Regions from separate parts of the Homo sapiens genome. Here region 2 is linked to region 1. Evidence: read pairs that join two places in POLR2A ChIA-PET (ENCODE). Cell type or tissue: B cell. All regions are shown on one strand. Links, peaks and the distances in the headings refer to the core of each region. The heading gives the core; the rest is flanking DNA.

Region 1 (2,903 bases), core at 143-2,642:
TTTCCATGGAACCCACTGCCTACATGAGGATTATAGAATGTAAGGCTGGGCGCAGTGGTTCACACCTGTAATCCCAGCACTTTGGGAAGCTGAGGCAGGAGGATCCCTTGAGGCCAGCCTGGGCAACATAGTAAGACCCGTCCCTACAAAAAAGAAAACGAAAATTAGCCGGGCTTGGTGGTCCCAGCTACTCAGGAGGTTGAGGTAGGAGGTTCACTTGAGCCCAAGAGTTTGAGGCTGCAGTGAGCTGTGATCCTGCCACTGCACTCTAGCCTGGGTCACAGAGGGATACCCTATCTCAAAAAAAAAAAAAAGACAGAAAGAAAGGAATGTATTTATTCTGTCTATTGTGCCTCCCCAACAAAATGTGGGCCCCAAGAGGGCAGGAATCTTTTTTTTTTTTTTTTTTTTTTTTTGAGATGGAGTTTCGCTTTTGTCACCCAGGCTGGAGTGCAATGGCACGATCTCGGCTCACTGCAACCTCTGCGTCACAGGTTCAAGCAATTCTCCTGCCTCAGCCTCCTGAGTAGCTGGGATTACAGACAGATGCCATGACGCCCAGCTAATTTTTGTATTTTTAGTAGAGACGGGGTTTCACCATGTTGGCCAAGCTGGTCTCGAACTCCTGACCTCAGGTGATCCACCCGCCTCGGTCTCCCAATGTTCTGGGATTACAGGCGTGAGCCACCACGCCCGGCCGAGGGCAGGAATCTTTACTTTTCTCGCTGATGTCTCCCAAGTGCCCAGAACTTGCCAGGCCATTTTAGGTGCTCCATAGACATTTATTTAGATTGTCGCTGGCACTGGAGCTGAGAGCAGAGAGAAGCTTGAGGGAAGAAGGGGGGTCCTCAAAGCCATGGCTACCCCTCAGAGGGGAGGCAGGGGCAGGGGAAGGAGCGGGGCCGGGCGGCCACCGGATCTCTGGACCCCTCCACCCCACTTGCCCTCCTCCCTCGGGGGTGGGGGGGCATGTCTGCCCTGCACACGCATGTTGGCACACACCTGCGTACCCTGCATAGGTGGCCCCACCTCCCACCTAGTCCAGATGCATGCGCGGCTGACGTGGCTGTGGTTTTGAGGCCCCAGAGGTACAGATTAGAGTCAGGGCGTCTGTCCTTTTCGGCTGCAGGAGCAGGGTGGGATGGGGACAGGCACTCCCTGCAAGCAAGCACCCAGAGGCCCTTTCTCCCTGACCTCTTGCACACACATGTGGACAGACAGGTGGTCCCCCAGGCTGGCTGTCCTTAGACCTCAGGCCCAGGAGCTGTGCACCTATCTATACTAGGCCTTGTTGCAGGGGAAGAGGGGCGGCAGAGGAAGTGGCTGCGGGCGCCCTTCCTAGCGTCTGAACTTCCACCTTTAGTGTTTGTGCCCGACACATGGGCGCCCAGCTTTGTTTGTCAGTTCTTTCCTTTGAGGGAAGCGTTATTTCTTTTGCCTTCTCATGTCAAAACCACATCCCTGCGGGAGGGTTTCACATTCAGCCCTTAGTGGTGTTGAGCTTGTCTGCCCAGGCCTCCCTCACGCGCACACCATGTGGCCAGTCCTGGGGAGCATGCCGGTCCCCTGCTCAGAAACCTGCTGCTGCCCAGGGCCTACCAGGTCCAGCCCCGCACTCAGACCCAGTGCTCGAGGCCCTGCCCTGCCGCCTTCCCTACCCCAGGCATCCTGCTTTGCGGGCAGATGTGTGGCCTTGAGCCAGGTGTCCAGGTTCAATGCCAGCACTGTATGACTGGCAAGTCACTTAGCCTCTTTGTGCCCAGGTTCTCTTCCTCGCAGAACTATTGTGAGAGTTAAGTAGGTTCACATATGCAAAGTGCTTAGCACAGCACCTACTGTGCAGGTAAGGTGTCAATTAATATTAGCTGCCATGATGATCATTTCCTGCCTCAAAGTCAGGAGGGCCTGAGAAATGGCTTTGTCAGGGCTTTGCAGCCCAGCTCTGGCCTCCCAGACTGAGCCAGCTGCTTCCAGGTCACCTGGGAGCTTGTTGGAGACTCAGAGTCCCAAGCCGCTCTAGGGGTTGTGACACAGCAGCTGTGGGCTGGGCTGGGGTGGTGGGGCTGGGGGCCTCACACCTGGGCCTGCAGGCATCTGTGGGACAGGAATCCCCTGCAAGGCCCTTCCCCAGCCTCAGGCTGGTCCACCCACCCGAGTCTTTCCAATTCTGCTTCTCCAGATCCCCTGTGCCTTGCAAGGTTCCTGTCCTGCAGGAAGTAGGCCCACAAACCCTGCCGCCGACACCCCACAACCCCTCCTTCCTGGAGCCTCAGTTTCCTCAAGTATGAAAGGGGATAAAAAATGCCCACATCTCAGGATTAACATCAAGCAAGGTCTTAGATGAAAAGCACCTGGCCCATGGCAGCCGAGAAGGCTAGTTATTATTACTGCTATTGGTGTTATTGCCCGCACCCTGCACCTGCTGAGCACCTGCATGTTCCTCTGGGTTCCCGGCAGGGTCTAAATGCCTAAACTCACATCAGGTGTTAGGGAAGTTGTGTTGACCAGGGTGGACTCTGATTAACCTTCCACCTCCTTGCCTTGGGCTCTTGGAGCTGAGAGGGAGCACCATGGCTGGAGTCTGAGTGTGGCTGGCCCTCACTCAAAACAGCCTGAGTGAAGGAGGAAGGAAGAGAGGTTGAACTGAGTGGCTTGGGCCCCAAAGGATGTTGAAAGCTAGGCCGCGGAGTGACAGTTCTTGGGGGCCCCACTGTAGCTCCCTGCCCGCCCCACCGGCTGCTGTCAGTGGGAAGTGCACAGGCCCGGGGTGGGTAGAGGTAGGGTCCCAGCCTGGGCCAGCTCCCCGGGCCCTGCCACTGCAGACCTGGGCAGCCACCAGAGCTTTGCGTCTTGGGGTCAGCATTGCCTTCTCCAGGCTCCTCCAGTGGAAGCCGCCTCCTCAC
Region 2 (2,903 bases), core at 259-2,758, 110 kb before region 1:
GTAGGGCGGTCCCAGGCTGGAAGCATCCGCCTTCTGTAGGCGTGGCCACCGCTCTGCTCCAGCAGCTGCTGCCGTCTTCTAATGCAGGCCTAGAGACACCACAGTCTGATTTTCCTAATTTTCAAAAGATGCTAGAAATTTGGATCTTTATGAGAATTGCCCTGATTTTTTTTTAAATCCATGTGAGCTGTACTAAATAGTCCCTTTGCACCCCTGTCCAGACACTGCTGGTAAGTCCAGACAGGGGTGCAAAGGGACTGTTTAGTACAGTTTAGCTGACACAACTCAGCTTAGAACCCAAGTTGTGTGTGTTTGGATTCTGCCTCCGCATATACTTTCTTTTAAATAGTAGGCTCTAAGACTTAAAACAAAAAGGATGCCAGGCAAAGTGGCTCACACCAGTAATCCTAGCACCTTGGGAGGCCTAGGTGTGTGGATCACTTGAGCCCAGGAGTTTAAGACCAACCTGGGCCACGTGGCAAAACCCGTCTCTACAAAAAATACAAAAATTAGGGGGGACATGGTAGTTTGTGCCTGTAGTCTCAGCCACCAGGGAGGCTGAGGTGGGAGGACCACTTGAGCCTGGGAGGTCGCTGCAGTGAGCTGTGATTGTGCCACTTTGCCCTAGCCTGGGCGACAGAGTGAGACCCTGTCTCAAAAAAATAAACATAAAAAAAAGGAAGAGGGGTCCACCTGGGCCCGGTGAAGTCTGAATTCCCCCCAGACTTAATATCATGGCCAGGTAGGGATTTGGGGGAAGGGATGGCTGTGGACAAGGGCACAGACAGGGACGAGGGCAGAGAGAGGGTGGGCCATAGTCCTGGTGCTGCACCCGGCCCTGGCACTTGGCCCAGTGCATGCTGGGACTAGGGCTGCCCTTGAGAGCTCTGGCCAGCACATTTGGTTCTTCTTTGATGAAATTTTTTAAATTTTCAGATAAAGGACAGAGACTGTTAACCACAAACACCTATGTTCCCCGACCCAGACTTCCTACTGGGTTCTTTGCAGCTGGGGAGATGATCCCCTTCCATTCCTTAGGACACTGACCTTCCTCTGGGCCATTTGTCTCCAGTAGGGGTCAGCTGGGAGCTTTTAATTGGTGGTAAAGGTTGAAATGATGGCATTTGATAGCATGGCCATGAATGTACTCACAGAGTGCCCCACCTGGAATCCCAGCTCTGAGCCTGGGCTCTGATGGCCCTGGTGGGTGGAGAGCCCTGGCTAGTCTCGGAGTAGAGGGTAAGGGGAGGTAGGGGACTGAGAGGCTTCTGGCAGCCCCAGGAAATGTTGACTGGCAGAGTCAGCTGAACCGAGCTTGTTTTTCATGACTAATTTAAAGTTCAGGCTCTTCCCCTGCTAAGGGGAAGTGAAGACGACCATGGAGAAGACTAGAAATAATGAGGTTATCTGGAAACGGCCTCATGAAACCTGAATGTATTTTTGCTCAGAAAAAAAGAAAGTGCAGTAACACTCACTCCGTCAGACGCTGCCTTTGCTGCCCAGGCCACCCCAGCCTGCCTGGCCTCGCCTCCAGTCCTCCCTTTAGTGGGCAGCTTGTCTCCCTGCGGCCCAAGCTTGGGCTCCTCACTGCCTCTCGGTTGTGTGTGTCCTCTCACCCACCCTGCTTAGCCTGTCTGTGAAGCCACCTCCTCCTTCCACATTTGTTTTTCCTTTCTGTCTTTTGATTACCCCTACTCATGATATAATTTGTCTGTGTCACACACCGTCTTCGACTGTTTCGTCACACTTCGTGTGGGTCAGCTTGCCTCTGGCAACTCTTCTCTCTCTTAGAGTGGTTTTCTGGGTGGTTTTCCTCATGTTTCACACAGCGTCCTCCACACACAGGTGATCAATAAATACTTGTGGGTAGATAAAATATCAGATTGATGGGTGAATGGGTGAGTGGGTGGATGGGTGGTGAGTTGGTTGGATGGCAGGGCCACCCAACACCTTGGCCAGTCCCCTAAAGCTGAGGGATTTTTCAGATGCCTGAAGGAGGATTCTCCAGAGCTAGGGGCAGGGAGAATTCAACCCATTGCCATTTGCACAGCATTTACTATGCTGATTGCCCTCTCTTGAGAAGGACTAGAAGGCAGACTTGACCAATGGCCTTAGTCTAGAAGTCATCTCCCCCATAATACTTTAAAATCAGACCATGGGCTTTTTAATCCGTGGTCTGAAATAGTTTTCAAGGTTGGCACCTGGAAGACATCCACTTTGACATCTTTCTTTCATTCAGTAGTTGAAAGCAACCTCAAAGTCTGTGACTTACCTGTCTACCTGCCTAGAAATTAATAATCACTTCCCCTAGTGGGGGGAATCAGAGGCTGAGATTTGTAGTGGAGGCAACACACTGTGTGAGGCCTGGGTCTTCACCTCCAGCCCTGTTGGGGGGCGGGGGATGGGGGTGGAGGCGCTCATCGTGGAGGCAGAGAAGAAGCACCAGGGAGTATCAGCACATAACAGGGTTTCTGATAGCTAGGCATCTGCCTTGGATGGGGAGCCCTGATGTGGCTGGGGCAGTAGCAAGATGAAGGCTATACTGCAGCAGCCCTGAAGGCTCTGGTTTGCTTCCCTCCTCTGCAGTCCCAGTGAGTTATCCCTTCACAAGGATGGAAGGCACCAGATTAACCAATTCTAAATGCTGATCCATCACATTTCCAACATGATTCCAAATGACCACATGTTAATCCCACTTGTGTAGGCCTACCACAGACATGAATGTGTACCAGCTAACCCCACCCATTTGAAGCACTCCAGGAAGATTCTAGGGCATATTTCTTCTTGCCCTAGCAGTGTAGCCGGTGGGAGGAAGAGCCTCGGAGATCATTTATTCCCCACATTGACGTCTTCCTCCCACCAACCCCCAGCTCCCACAGCTCTTGGCATGTGAACCACTCCAC

The links. Peaks named below come from ENCODE experiments on the same cell type or tissue, not always from the same donor. Only the 100,000 strongest peaks of a DNase experiment are listed, where the experiment ranks them.
Region 2: POLR2A ChIA-PET joins it to region 1 with 6 read pairs; 3 of 35 experiments call an interaction of 5 or more read pairs at or near these places.

The regions. Positions count from the first base shown.
Region 1 is chr2:43,132,691-43,135,593 of GRCh38, reverse strand. No RefSeq gene overlaps it. Among named protein-coding and RNA genes, the nearest start is that of LINC02580, 32 kb to the right of the region's middle. RefSeq lists enhancers at 1,216-1,285, 797-1,558, 1,726-1,775, 1,559-2,322. In B cell, for the core only: no CTCF peak of the experiment used is centred there; DNase peaks (open chromatin) are centred at 1,083 and 2,613; H3K27ac peaks cover 2,500 bases.
Region 2 is chr2:43,238,863-43,241,765 of GRCh38, reverse strand. The region is part of intron 36 of THADA (THADA armadillo repeat containing); the gene reads left to right. Among named protein-coding and RNA genes, the nearest start is that of LINC01126, 13 kb to the right of the region's middle. In B cell, for the core only: no CTCF peak of the experiment used is centred there; a DNase peak (open chromatin) is centred at 1,265; H3K4me3 peaks cover 535 bases; H3K27ac peaks cover 2,030 bases.